2 separate regions of the Homo sapiens genome follow, and region 1 is linked to region 2. A link is a contact called in ENCODE Hi-C or POLR2A ChIA-PET data. All regions are on one chromosome and are shown on one strand. The core of a region is the stretch at or near the end of the contact, and the rest is flanking DNA. Distances in the headings are between cores, read along the strand shown. Region 1 overlaps MOCOS (molybdenum cofactor sulfurase). Region 2 overlaps ELP2 (elongator acetyltransferase complex subunit 2).

Region 1 (7,533 bases), core at 271-2,770, 62 kb after region 2:
AAAAAGTAACTGTGTGTGCTGTGGCAGTGGCATGGGATTGGTAGTGGAGAAGAAGCCTCCAAGAAGAAGAATCACCAGGGTGTGAGGCTGCCTGTGTGGGTGTCTGGGGACTCTCATTCCCCAGGGCTAGACACAGGATGAGTTTCTCCCTCTGTGCCTTGGTAGAGGAAGCTCATTGTGTGAATGGATTCTGTGGCTAAGGCATGACTAACTGTGCCAGTTCAAGAAAGTGCAGTTACGGTTTTTTCAGGTTCAGGGAACTTCACGATATGGGAATTTCCACAGGGATTTTGGTGGCCTTCGGAAACATCAGCTGGGTTTGGCTGTCTCTTTTTCATCAGGGGATGTGTAAAGAATTTAGCTTCCTATGAGAAGGCTTTGTGTTCTTGTTTTGGTATATCCAGGCTTCTAATTTTATTCTCCCACTGTTGGAAGTCACTGCATGGTGATTAAGAGCAGGGACTCAGAGTCTGTCTGCCTCTTGCCAGCTCTGTGAACTTGGGCAAGTTAAGTTCTCCAAGACTCTGTGAAATGGGGATAAAAATATACCCTGATTATAGTGTTGATATGAGGATTAAATGAGACACAATATATACATCCCTTAGCACAGGACCCAGAAGAAAGTAAGTGCTCAATGAATGTTGGGCACAAAGGCTCCCGGGCTGGGAGCCTCCAGGGCATTGTGGCTGGGCCTGTTTCTCAGTCCTCCCTGAATGCTGTGCTCATCCTGCCATAGAAAACAACCTCCTTCACCTGGCTGGGCACAGTCTGGGCCTGTGTGGGATTCCCCAGGGCTGAGGGCAAGAAGAGACTGATGCATAAAAGGGAAATTAGGACAAAGGGTAAGTGTGGCTGCAACAGCATCTTCTGCTCACATCCTCTCCTGCCATGAGACTTTGACACTCCTCCATGGAGGGCTGGGGATCTGTGGGTCTTCCCCTAGAATCTGGGCTGATCTGTGACTCGCTCATAGCTAACAGAGTGCCGGGAGGATGACACTGCATGGCTTCTAAGGCTAGATCAGAAGAGATGATGCCCTATTGGCTTTGTTCCCTGGGACACTAGCTTTGGAGCCTGGAGTTACGCTGTCAGCTACTGTCTCGAGCCCTGAGGCTGCTGTGTGTGCTGCAAGGATGCCAAGCCACATGGAGACGCCAAGCTCAGGACTGTGGCTGGCGGTCCTAATTCTGAAGCCCTTCCAGCCTGTGGACCAGAAAGACCCAGGAGTAAAGGAGTCTCCAGATGATCCCAACCCCCAGATGCCAAACTACTCCCAGACTTTGAGTCTTCCTAGCTGAGACTCCAGACATTTTGAGACAGACAGGAGACATCTCCTCCATGCCCTGTTTAAATTCTTCCCACACTGTAGCCATGAGCTGCATAAAATGGTTGTTGTTTTATTCTCCCTAGTTTGGGTGGCCTACTTCACAGCAAAAGTAACTGGAATGGTGAATATGGGGGAGTGGGTGAGGGGCAGCCACGGGGACTCTAATTCAGCCTGGTGGGAGCTGGACGGGGGTCGGGGGTCTCCCTAGTAGTTGCCTTGTGACGGGAAACCTGACCTGGAGATGGAGTTGGCCAGGCCCAGTAGAGCTGCCAGGACTCACCTTAGAGCTGGGAAACTCCTGAATTCACTAGCAGGTCTGCATGCCAGTGGGCCATTAGCCAAGGGTGAAGGAACAGAATTGTTCATCTGAAGCCCCTCAGTTCAACCCAGAGAATGGCTTCTTCTCACACACCAGAGGAGATGGCCAAAGTGAAGACTGCCGTGGTCTTGATAAGGGTCTGTGGGAGGCATCGTTGCCCAGCCAAGATCCCTGGCTGACCACACGGTGACCTCTGGCCACCCCACATGTGACTTCCCAGGGAGAAAAATTCAAAGGCTCACTCAGCTGAGCAAGATGTGTTTATTTTCCTGAATGCAGTTCAGTGACTCCTCCTCCTGAATTCAGCCTGAGCCCCCAGGGTGAGGACTCTTACTGGGCCCCCAGGCCCTTGGGGAATGGAGTACTTGATTCACAGCCTGGAGGAACTGGAGCAAACATCCCAGGGGCTCATGTGAATGAGAACCACCTCCCAGAGCCTTCAGAGGGCAGGAAAGAGCTTTGGGAACTTCTGGACTGAAAAGCAATTCTGTGATTAAACCGAAAGTTGGAGAAAGTAGGAAAAGCAAATCAATTATACTCAGCATGGACACAGTAACACTTGGAGTCCAGGCTGCGAGCTGAGGCGGGGCTGCTCGGAATAACACTTCGCGGGGCCTGCTCTGTGGTCCAACCCTGTGCAGCTGATGCCAAGAAGCCACTGTCTCCAGCCCCACTGAAACATTTTATACAACGTTTAACCTGTGATAAATCATTTTAGAGGACAATTCCAGGCTTGTATCATCATTTTATTATTAGGAAAGAGAGGTCCAAATCCTGATCTGAATCTCTCAGAGTAAAACTGCACGTTGGTAATGGCTCATTCCATGTTACATTAAATCCGCAGGTGGACAAAATGGCCAGTCTTTACAACATCCACCTGCGAACTGGCTGCTTCTGTAACACTGGGGCCTGCCAGAGGCACCTGGGCATAAGCAACGAGATGGTCAGGAAGCATTTTCAGGTTGGTACAGGGCTCTGCGATCCAGACGCTGGTCAGCGAGACCCAGCAACACCTGTTGCTGCCTGTGTGTCTGGGGTGGGGGCTGCTGCTGCATACTCATTTCTCCACGCCTACTCTGTGCATGTACAAAGGAAAAGGAATACAAATGGAAAATGCTTCAAGAAGGCCGGGTGCGGTGGCTCACGCCTGTAATCCCAGCACTTTGGGAGGCCGAGGCAGGTGGATCACCTGAGGTCAGGAGTTCGAGACAAGCCTGGCCAACATGGTGAAACCCTGTCTCTACTAAAGATGCAAAAATTAGCCAGGCATGATGGCATGCGCCTGTAATCCTAGCTACTTGGGAGGCTGAGGCAGGAGAATCGTTTGAGCCCAGGAGGCAGAGGTTGCAGTGAGCCGAGATCGCACCATTGCACTCCAGTGCCTGGGTGACAGAGCAAGACTCCATCCCCCTCCAACCAAAGAAAAAAAAAAAGAAGAAGCCGGGCACGGTGGCTCATGCCTGTAATCACAGCACTTTGGGAGGCCGAGGTGGGCGAGTCACCTGAGGTCAGGAGTTCATGACCAGCCTGACCAACATGGAGAAACCCTCTCTCTACTGAAAATATAAAATTATCCAGGTGTGGTGGTGCATGCCTGTAATCCTAGCTAGTCAGGAGGCTGAGGCAGGAGAACTGCTTGAACCCGGGAGGTCGAGGTTGTGGTGGTGAGCTGAGATTCTGCCATTGCACTCCAGCCTGGGCAAAAAGAGCAAAACTCAGTCTCAAAAAAAAAAAAAAAAAAGAAAAGAAAAAAAAGAAAATGCTTCAAGATATTATCTCTATAGCAGACTTTCAGATTCATTTTTTACTTTGAGGCCAACCATTTAAAGGCAAGGGAGGGGTGTTAACAAGGGATGTGTGAGGATGTGCCCTTACCTGGTTCAGCCCTCCTGAGGTACGGCCTCCAAGCTAGAGTTAGCTGACATCTGGGTTGGGTGCGGTGTGGAACTCTTCTAGGGCTCCAGGGATTCTGCGTCTCCCAGAATCCCCACCCTCCCTGTCTCTTCCCTGGGCTGAGGTTTTTCACTTCAGGGTATAGCCTGTTTTGAACCATTTCATTAGGAATAATTTGAGTGGCAAAGAGTGTTTATTGATTTGAGTTTCTAATTTGATTTTCCTTTGGTTGCTGTGAAATACTGTATATACTAGATCTCAACTAACCATGAACTGAGTTTTGTTTAAAAAGAAAGAGGGATAGGACAGAAGGAGAGGGAGGAGATAGGAGAGAGGGAGGAGAAGAAATAGAGAGGGAGAGGGAGGCTCAGAACACAAACACAGCTCCAGATAGAATATTTGGTCCTATGGAACGCTGTGGCTCCATTTGTTCGGGTGTCTGACCCGGATCCAGCACCAAGGTTTGTCCAGGACTGCTCCATGCACTGTGCTGACCTGTGACCAACACCAGGCAGCCGGGCTCGGAGACTGAGATTCTCCTGCCTTTCTTCCCCATCTCCCTGCAGGGGCACTCAAGCTGACCTTGGCCTTCACAGTGGCCCGGGGCTGGTCATTTGCAGGGGCAGCATCTCTGCCTTTCCCTGTTGTCAAGGGGCAGCTCTCAGGGATGCAGGCCTCCCCTCAGTAATGAGAGGCTAACGAGAGTGACCAGTGATGTTTCTCCCATCTCAGCCCCGGGTAGACCTTGAGGTTGACCCCTTGGTGCTTCTGAAACCTTAGTCTGTGTTTTGACACCTCTGTGAGCCAGCCCTGTGCCTGGCTCTAGGTAAATGCTTTCCATGAAGTATTTCTATTAAACTTTTAATGGCCCCTTGAGATTGATATTGGTCCCAATTTACAGTTGAGCAAAATGAGATCCAGAAAGTGGTCCCCTGCAGGTAGAGAGCTGAACTATGTCCCAGACGCACAGCACATATTAATGTTGCAGTTCTGTTTTCCTGGGTTAATTTTAAAATTAACAAAATTTATTTTGCCGAACTGTTTCCAGTGTCTCTATGAGAAAGGGGTCACTCTGGCTGATGCACTTCCCTCTTATCCTAGGCTGGTCATGTCTGTGGGGACAATATGGACCTCATAGATGGGCAGCCCACAGGATCTGTGAGGATTTCATTTGGATACATGTCGACGCTGGATGATGTCCAGGCCTTTCTTAGGTTCATCATAGACACTCGCCTGCACTCATCAGGGGACTGGCCTGTCCCTCAGGCCCATGCTGACACCGGGGAGACTGGAGCCCCATCAGCAGACAGCCAGGCTGATGTTATACCTGCTGTCATGGGCAGACGTAGCCTCTCGCCTCAGGAAGATGCCCTCACAGGCTCCAGGGTTTGGAACAACTCGTCTACTGTGAATGCTGTGCCTGTGGCCCCACCTGTGTGTGATGTCGCCAGAACCCAGCCGACTCCTTCAGAGAAAGCTGCAGGAGTCCTGGAGGGGGCCCTTGGGCCACATGTTGTCACTAACCTTTATCTCTATCCAATCAAATCCTGTGCTGCATTTGAGGTAAGGAATTTCACAGCAGCACAGAAAGTCTTCTCTTTGTTTACTCTCTCTATTTTTTGATAAAGTGAAGAAAAGCATGAAAAAAATCAAAATCATTCATCAGAGTGTTGTGGTGAGAAAAGCCATTCTCACTCTCCCTTTCTTGGTCTGTGCTGACTTTTGAACATGACTGCTCACGGGGACTCCTGAGAGGACCCTGTTTCTGAGTGGTGAATGTGTCATTACTCTTATTAATTATAGCTGTAACTTTCACTGAATGTGTGTGCTGGCTGTGTGCTGAAGCATTGTATGTGTTTATTTGTTTCATTTGATCCTTAAAATGGTGAAATATGAGGTAGATAGTAATATTATCCCTATTTTATAGATATGGAGCCTGAGGGTTTTGAGGTTAAGCACTTTGCCCAGGTGACCTGAAGATATGTCAAAAGGACACAAGAGCCAGCTTGAAGGAGCTCCCGTTGGCCAAGTCTTTGGCAATATGTACATCAAAATAAGTACTGATAGTGATGAGTGGTGAGCATTTGAGAAACACAGGAATCCATGAGTCCAGTAGAAAGTAAAAATGAATTAGCGAATAAATAGAGAAGAAGCTCAACCCTACTATAGAATACCAACTAATAAATCAATGATAGAATTTTAAAAACTACCATTTTGCAACCATCATGCCAATAATTGATTTAGGCAATAGTCATCAATAGATGCTAAATCTAATGAATGAAAATTTGATAAGTAACAGGATATCTGCATATTCTGAAAATATCTCTCCATAAAATACTTATTAATTAGTAAGTACCGCCTACTTATTGATGAATTTTACAATGGAGAAACCTAATAGACCCCATGTTAACCAAGTGGCAAAAGTTGACATCACCAACATTGGGACAAATGAATGGGGTGTGTCTCCTGGGATGTACAGAGAAGAACATAGCGTTGGTCCTGAGGCATTCCTACCAAAAATGCAGAAATAATAAGGAAGCTCAGATAATCCCACCTTAAGAGACATTTAGCAAGGTAGCTGGACTCTACTTCTCAAAAATATCATGGTTGTGAAAGACAAGAGGAGACTGAAGGAGACTAGAGAGACGCGACAAATGTATGCAACGTGATATTCGATGCAGACAGCAGAGGTGGAATCTGAATGGAGTCTATTGATTAGTTGTAATATCAGGTCAATGGTAATTCCTAATTTTGATGGTTGTACTGGGGTTATGTCAGAGAGTGTCCTTATACTTAGAATATGTACAGTAGAGTATTATGGGGATGATGAGACATTATTTTGCAACTTATTCTCAAATGATTTAGAAAAGTCAACAATCAGAATTGGAGTGAAACGTTTATGGGAGCTCTGTGAACTGTAACTACTTTTATTTAAGCTTAAAGTATATTAAAAATATTAAATTTTAATTTTTCTAAATTGTGGCATCAGTAAATAATGTTACTTTTTTTTGCATCTTTACTACTGAGGGTAGCTGGGCTCCCTTATGTGTGCACTGCAGGGACATCTATGACTAGTTCTGTGGTTGGAACTCTGAACCTTTGCCTTTGTCCACACCCTTCTTCAGCAGACAGCTGGCTCAGGAAAAGCCCTCATTGAAGGGACATTGCACCCATGCTATCACTTGCTGGTGCTGTTAAAACCTAACCTGTGGACAACCGCTCCTGCAAAGGGCAGGAGCAGGAAGCCAGCAGAGACGAAATTGGACTAATTCTCTCTGTACTCAGAGAAAGCACATCCTTGCTAAAATAAAGGTTCAAAGAAGAAACGAGATGAAAACTGAATTGGTCTTGTAGCTTAGGAAATAAGTGGAGGGGATGTATGAAACTTACAGAATGTAACCCACAGCTGTTTATTCCCAACTAAACCCCCAGATGGCTTAGGGAACCACCATGACATCTTGTGAGGATGCTGCAGCCTTTCCTCAATGTGGGCCTCTGTTTCTGAACTTGGGCCCTTCTCACAATTACATGAAGCTGCTTCTATTGCTCCACAGCTGAACTTCTATACCAGAACGGTCAACCCAAAGAACATCATCTCCATTAGTTTAGGATCTCACCATCTTGCAAAAGCAGGATGGGGCGACAAGGCTTGGCATCTGTGGTAGGTGAACCCAGAGATATGGTGGAAGGAGCAGCAGGAGGGAGCTGCTGGTGGGACGGCTACACCTCTTATACAGGTCAGCTGTAGGCTGGGAAACTGCACTTCAGAGACCCTGATGGAAGGAAAACAAGCAAAGTTAGAAATAATCAATGCCTCTTGTTATTCTGTGATGTCAGCTTTTGATACCTATACCCACCTAACTGGTGGTTTTAATTTTTTCCATCAGCAGACTCTGTCAAATTTAATTTTACCTTTTATGGCTTTTTTTTTTTCTTTTAGAGAAACACACCACCAGGAAGAACATTTGTACCTTATCTTCCGGGTCTTCGAAAA
Region 2 (7,481 bases), core at 4,982-7,481:
TGTTTAGTGCTTCTCATTAAAGTAATTTGTAAAATATTACTAAATTTGCAGTTTTAGCATAGGAAGACCTAAAGGAATAATGTGAATTACTTACACATTTTATTGGCCTATGATAAAAGACAAGCTAAATCTCACCATTTGAGTAGTATATTTAATTCTGATTTTCCTATTGTCTAGCCTTAGAACAGTATCCCTGGATGGTAGATCCTGTTGGGATGTTGTATTTGAAAGAGATATTTTTGGATGTGACAGTTATAAAGGTAGTTCAGTGAACATTGTTCACCTAGGTGTATTCTGTTTTTTGTTACTATTCTTGGTGGTAAAGTCCATCAGAGTTGAGATTTTGGTAACAGTTTTATGGGGAGAACGAAAAAATGATATAACCAGCATATTAGGAGTAGCTATACCCAAATATGAATTTTTTTCTATTTTCATTATATTGTTTGAAAGGTCAAAATACTGATTTCATTATCTTTATTTCTGCATTTATCCTTTTAAAAAATGGGATTTGTATTTGTCCATTCTTACGCTTCTATAAAGAACTTCCCAAGACTGGGTAATTTGTAAGAGAAAGAGGTTTAGTTGACTCACAGTTCTGCAAAGCTGAGGAGGCCTCAGGAAACTTAAATTAATAGCAGAAGGGGAAGCAGACACCTTCTTCACAGGGCATCTCCCACCAGATCCTTCCCTTGACAGGTGGGACTTAGGGGGATTACAATTCAAGATGAGATTTAGGTGAGGACACAGAGCCAAACCATATCAGTATTTTAGGCTATTATATTCTTATAATGAGTGAGGATAATAAAGAGGCTGGCATGACTGTTTTTCCTTCCTCATTGTGGTTTAACAAAAGTAGCTGTCTCAGAAAATTGTAAAAATATAAGATATTCCTTCATATTTATTTATGACCAGCTAGAACAGAATATAAGGAAAAATGTATAACTTTTTCTCCTATAATTTTGAACAGCAGTTGAGGTTGAAGAAATTTAGAATGCATGTTCTTTTTTTGAATCCCAACTATCATATTTTGTCCTAATTTTTTTTTCTTACATAATTGCCCAACTGTCTTGGTTATGGAAATATTCTTTTTAGAAGAGCTTTGAGGAAATAATACCTTCATTGCTTTTGTTATAGGTGTTAAAATAGCATTTGCTGTTACTCTGGAGACAGTGCTAGCCGGTCATGAAAACTGGGTAAATGCAGTTCACTGGCAACCTGTGTTTTACAAAGGTAGGAAGAAAACCATACACATATCCCTTACTCCAGTTAAATCTTATGGCACAGTAAGCTGACCAAATCAAGTGGAGAATTTTTTTACTGTGATTAGAAATCTCAAATACATGACATTTTCAAGTTGACAAAGTATAATACTGCATTCCTGGTCTGCTGGACACTCAGTTCCATTGAACATTGAACTCCTAAGTGGGAAAAGTGTAATTCCTGCCATGATGCTGAAACTACCACACCCCCAGTAACTTTTTATCTTAAAAGTTTCCACTTGATTATTATGGGATTGAAGAAAAACTGACTTTCAAGCCAACTTCACTGGATCCTTTACCCTCAGTAATAACAAAGTTGGTACCACTGAAATACATTATTTATGAGAAAGTAAGACTGTTACTCCTTCTTTCTTTTGCCATTTATCTCCATTTATAGAGTGACAGTTCTGTGCATGTTCAGGCTGGTGCTGGGTGTATAGCTAGGTAAGGCATAGCCTCACATTCTTCCCTGGCCTCTTCCCCAAGGCAATAACAGTAATAATTAATTCTTAGGCAAACTACCATTCACCTCTTCCTTACATTATGCTATGTTTGCTGTAATTTAAAAAACAAAAAAAATTGGAATTATAGATATTACAGCTTGCCTTTTTAGCTTACCGTGTTTTGGAGCTGTATCCACATTGATTTGTGAAGCTCTAGTTATTTGTTTTTATTGCACGGTAGTAGTCTGTTGTCTGAATATACCACAACCCATTTATCTCTTCTTCTAATGGTAGACATTTGTGGTGTTTGCAATTTTTTGCTATTACAAATAATGTGCAGTGAACATCCTTGCAGTACCCATGTTGTTTGTTGTTTTTTTCTGGTCATCTACAAACATGATGATTGTTGATCACCTAAAGGGATTAGGTTTTATTTTTTAGATGGTGTCCTACAGCAGCCAGTGAGATTATTATCTGCTTCCATGGATAAAACCATGATTCTCTGGGCTCCAGATGAAGAGTCAGGAGTTTGGCTAGAACAGGTAAAAATGTTGGATATTTAAGGAACAGAAAATTAAGTTTTGAACTCTGTATTTAAATCCCAAGTCTATATTGATAGACCTGCAAATTTTCACTGTGTACATTAAAATAGTGGGAATTTAACAGTCTCTGGAATCAGCGATTTCTGTTGTGAGAAACATAGACTATTGATTAAGAATTGTTTTCTGTCTGTTATTGTACAGGTTCGAGTAGGTGAAGTAGGTGGGAATACTTTGGGATTTTATGATTGCCAGTTCAATGAAGATGGCTCCATGATCATTGCTCATGCTTTCCACGGAGCGTTGCACCTTTGGAAACAGAATACAGTTAACCCAGTAAGAAAAGAGTGTTTAAATAAAGCATTTCTAATCAAATAGAGTACATTCTAGGTAAATAGTATTTTGCTTATAACACTCTACAGAAACATAGTAGAGGCACTTGAAGTTCAAGTGACATAACTTTTTTCTGTAGACATTGTTAAGGTATTGAAATTTGCATGTAGGTAAATTTGCTACGTAAGTGCACTGTATTCCTTTAAGCTATAGAATTTTTTAATGATAATTTTTCTGAAATGTGTAGCTTTCCTGTCTTCTTAAAAAGTTAACATAATTGGATATCTTGTTGGACTGCTAGATCCCTATTATTGAATGAATGTCAGTCATTTATTGTGACTGACGTTCAACACCTGGGCATGGTGGCTCTTCTCAGCAACTTGAAAGGCTGAGATGGAGGATTGCTTGAAGCTAGGAGTTTGAGAACAGCCTTGGTGAAAGAATAAGACCCGTCTCCAAAAAAAAAGAGGTAGTCTTCTCCCTTTAGTCATGTAACTGTCTCTCTACAGCATTCCTTCTCTTACTTTGTAATCTGATTTGCTTCTAATCTGCTTCTAGCTTGGGAAAATTAGATAGCAAGAACGGAGTGGCCAAGAGCACAGGCCCTTGGAGCTAGACAGCCTGGGTTCACTTACTAGCTATGTGTCCTTGAGGACATTAGTTAATCCCTGTCTCAGGTTCCTCATTTGTAAAACATGGGTAGTTTTTTTTTTTTTTTTTTTTTCTTTTAACAGGATCTTACTCTGTCATCCAGGTGTGATCATAGCTCACTGCAACCTCATTCTCCTGGGGTTAAGCCATCCTCACGCTTCAACTTCCTGAGTAGCTGGGACTACAGGTGCACCTCACCACACCCAGCTAATATCTAAAATTTTTTTTATAGACACAGGGTCTTGCTTTGTTGCCCTGCCTAGTCCTGAACTCCTGGCTTCAAGTGATCCTCCCGCCTCAGTCTCCCAAAGTGCTGGGATTACAGGTGTGAGCCACTGCATTTGGCATGTGGATTGTTAATATTACCTACTGACAGTTTTTGTTTGTTTGTTTGTTTGTTTTGAGACCGAGTTTTGCTCTTTTGGCCCAGGTTGGAGTGCAGTGGTGTGATCTCGGCTCACTGCAACCTCCACCTTCCGGGTTCAAGTGATTCTTCTGCCTCAGCCTCCTGAGTGGCTGGGATTACAGGTGCCTACCACCATATCTGGCTAATTTTGTATTTTTATTAGAGACGGGGTTTCACCATGTTGGCCAGCCTGGTCTCGAACTCCTGACCTCAGGTGATTCTGCCCCTCCCCCCGCCTCAGCCTCCCAAAGTGCTGGGATTACAGGCGTGAGCCACCGCACCTGGTCTACTGGCAGGGTTTTTATGAGGCTTAAATGAGTTAACATTTATATGATATGCAAAACAAGGCCTGGCACATACTGGATGCTATGTAAGTGTATTTTATTTTATTATTATTGTTGTGTTTTTTATTAACACTTACTTTTTTTTATAAAGTATATTGCAAAGGAAACAGAAGCAGAGACGTGTAGGGTGAGGTATGGGAGAAGGGGTGCCAAGCTCCCATGCCCTCCCTGGCTGTGCCGCCCTCCAGGAACCTCCATGTGCTTAGCTATTCGGAAGCTCCGAAGCTCCCTGAACTGTGTCGTCTTTGGTTTTTATGGCAGCTTCATGACGTCAGCATTTTTTCCCCCAGGGTGGAACCCTCTCATGGTCAGGTTTTTGTTTTTTTTTTTTTGAGATGGAGTCTCACTCTGTCACCCAGGCTGGAGTGCAGTGGCGCTATCTCGGCTCACTGCAAGCTCCGCCTCCCGAGTTCACACCATTCTCCTGCCTCAGCCTCCTGAGTAGCTGGGACTACAGGTGCCTGCCACCACACCTGGCTAATTTTTTGTATTTTTAGTAGAGACGGGGCTTCATGGTTTTAGCACCTCGTGATCTGCCCACCTCGGCCTCCCAGAGTGCTGAGATTACAGGTGTGACCCACTGCGCCCAGCTGGTCGGGTTTAAGACACACAGTCAAACAGGTGGGGAAGATTAGAGGCCTGACCCTGAAGCCTAATATACCCAATTTTGTAGGTGAAGACTGTAACAAGGGCTATGGGAGTTTTGAGCCAGGAAGTTTTGTCAGAGAAAACCAGTGTACTTAACACCTCAGGCCATGGATCCCTCAGGCCAGGGATCCTTTACATCAAAAAATATAGGCTGGGTGTGATGGCTCATGCTGGTAATCCCAGCACTTTGGGAGGCCAAGGCGGGAGGATTATTTGAGCCCAGGAGCTTGAGGCCAGCCTGGGCAACATAGGGAGACCCTGTCTGTACCAATAATTTTAAAAATTAGCCATGGGCTTGCAGCCCTGGGTATCGTTGCAGGCGCCTGTGGTCGCAGCTACTTGGGAAGCTGACGCAGGAGGATTGTGTGAGCCTGGGAAGTTGAGGCTGCAGTGAGCCATGGTTACACCACTGCATTCCAGCCTGGGTGATAGACCAAGACCCTGTCTCAAAAAAAAAATGTGTATGCACACACAGTCAATAATTAGTCCAGTCCATCATACTGTATGAATGTCTCCCAGGCTGAGGCCACTCAGGTTTGCAGATTTCCTTCAATCTTGTCAGGTTTCAGAAGGAGTAGCCTCAGTCAATATTATATACAACTTCACTTTTTCAGGCATCTGGGATAATTAAGCTAAGAGACAATGTCATCTCTTGCTCTTGAGACTCTTATGAGTTGTTAATGTGATATTGAATTTTCCTCAATGACCCATTTATTCATTTCTTTACTCTCAGCTGCTATTTCTCCTTCTCTCCATTAATACCCAAAGCTTTTCATCTTTGAAAGGCACATTAGAATTGCCATTGTGTTGATCTAGATTGCTGGCAGTAATACAAGTCAAGCAAGTAGCTCCTCAGTCTACTACGTTCAGACAGGATAAGGTTAGGTAGGTGCAGAACTAGTGAGCTATTTTTACCACCAGGCAATGTAGCTGTTTTCACCATTAGCCCTAATTTTGCTAGATGGGGTGAAGGTACAACCGTACAACCCATTCCCGTCATGCCTTAGGAATTTTGATACAAGACTTAGAAACATAGTTGCAGGGTTTTTTGTTTTGTTTTGTTTTTTTTTTTTTTGCTTAGAAATCATCCCTGCTGTTCCAGTACTTGTTGTTGCAGGCCTGGTCCTGGACCACTGCATCAGGTAGAGGAGAAAAAATAAATTAAAAAAAAAATTTTTTTGAGGCGATTTGGGGAAGAAAGAAAAAAAATATAGTCATTTTACCAGTGTATTCCTCCTTTGGTAAGAACCGCATAGTCATACCAGCATCCTCCCCAACCCCCTTCCCCATATCAACAAGAAAAACAAAAAATCTAGCAGGGACACTCAAGTTCCACTCATGTTGAGTGTGAGTACACACTCATGAAGGTGTGTAAGCCAGCCCTTCATGCTTTTATCTCCCCTTATTTTAGACAACCGATGTTTCAATCGTCCATTTCTACTTCTCTGTCAAACTGTGACTCTAAGGAGGAGATATCTCTACCCATTGTTGGACATTATGAGCTGTACAGTGTATCTTTGGTCTGAAGAAATGATGGTCGGCCATCCAGATCTATTTAATATCTTCTGTTCTGGTTTTTTTATGGCATGTTGAGCATTTTCATCTTTCATTTGATAAGCAAAACCTACTACACAGTCAGTTTCAGTTCCTGTCAAGACCCATTTATAGCTCCCCAGGTCTACTAGCATCAGTCTTACTTGCCAGCCATGTTCAGGGCCTTCCCACCAGAGTCTGCCCTGTAGCCATCAGCAGTCTCTGTTGCTGACAAACAGAGCAGTTCTTTCTGGCATTATGTGCCTTGGAATTGCCATCTACTAACCCAGCAGCTCTTGAGAGCTGTTCATCTGACACTGCAGAATCCAGCAGTTTTTCACACAGTTCCAGTGTCAGTTCTAGGGGAAAAGAAACTCCTTGCTCAAGGGTATCTCCTCCTTCCATTCTCCAGGTAGTATAAAGCATTTCCGTTTTATTATGGAACTCTTCCGGACACTGCCATCCCCATTAGAATGTTTCTCTGACATCACTGGAGACAGTATGGGTGTTTCAGGTGTCATAGGGATAGCTTCAGCTAATGTTTCATAGCAAGACAGTAAATGCCCCTCAAGTGGAAATACTCTAGTCCAAACCCCAGTAGTTGTTGCTGGGAGCTACTCAGAAGCTTTAGCCATAAGCTCGAGGAGCTGTTTCACAGAGGGTGATGAAGTGGAGAATTTATCCTTCCCAGCACTCTAGCTTCTACCCTGCATTGTGTGGTTCAGGCAATTCTGCTGGTTCCCATTTAGCATATCCAGTTAATATTGCTTGAAGGTCAGATTTACATGCTTTCTGTTTTACAGTACCAGGTAGGGGAAACATTCCCCAATCAGACACAATGTTCAGCCCCATGATACAATCAGGTAAAAGAGATGCAACCACTTCATATGAAGTGTGTTCAAATATGCCAACTTTCATAATCCTATTAACCCTTAGATTTTTATGTTCTGTTTTCAGGAACTTCACCCCCAGACCATTTTACCCTTTCTTGTACAAAAAGCTTTGGGTCCCTTGCTGCCAAGGGTTGAGCCAAAGGACTCCAGCCCTTTTGTCAGTAGTTTCCCCCCCTATTGCCCCACGCCAGATCAGATTTTTCACTGTAGTCTCTGCCTTCCAGCTTTTTTTTTTTTTTCTCTTTTTTTGAGACAGTGTCTCACTCTGTTGCTCAGGCTGGGGTACAGTTGTGCAGTCATGGCTGACTGCAGTCTTGACCTCCTGGGCTCAATCGATCCTCCCACCTCCACCTCCCGAGTAGCTGAGACTACAGGCAGGCACCGCCATGCCCGGCTAATTTCTATTTTTTGTAGAGACGGGGTTTCACCATG

What was found. Hi-C counts contacts between places; a loop is a spot of excess contacts on that map. ChIA-PET counts read pairs that join two places held with the same protein, here RNA polymerase II (POLR2A).
Region 1: a loop to region 2 is called in a map of CD4-positive, alpha-beta T cell, with 2.9 times the contacts of the local background. The contact joins two enhancer-like sites. A Hi-C loop is called at or near these places in 2 of 168 maps with a recorded cell type or tissue (CD4-positive, alpha-beta T cell and psoas muscle). POLR2A ChIA-PET finds 5 or more read pairs at or near these places in 3 of 52 experiments (BJ, HCT116 and activated CD4-positive, alpha-beta T cell).

Annotation. Positions count from the first base shown.
Region 1 is chr18:36,210,876-36,218,408 of GRCh38, forward strand. MOCOS (molybdenum cofactor sulfurase) reads left to right here. Exons shown (of 15, transcript NM_017947.4): 7 at 2,491-2,607; 8 at 4,641-5,102. Among named protein-coding and RNA genes, the nearest start is that of MOCOS, 27 kb to the left of the region's middle. Within about 2 kb of position 1,521, at least 3 of the 41 ENCODE cell types and tissues checked have a DNase peak (open chromatin) inside an H3K27ac peak, as active enhancers do.
Region 2 is chr18:36,143,805-36,151,285 of GRCh38, forward strand. ELP2 (elongator acetyltransferase complex subunit 2) reads left to right here. Exons shown (of 22, transcript NM_018255.4): 9 at 1,135-1,230; 10 at 2,144-2,244; 11 at 2,446-2,577. Among named protein-coding and RNA genes, the nearest start is that of ELP2, 18 kb to the left of the region's middle. Within about 2 kb of position 6,232, at least 3 of the 41 ENCODE cell types and tissues checked have a DNase peak (open chromatin) inside an H3K27ac peak, as active enhancers do.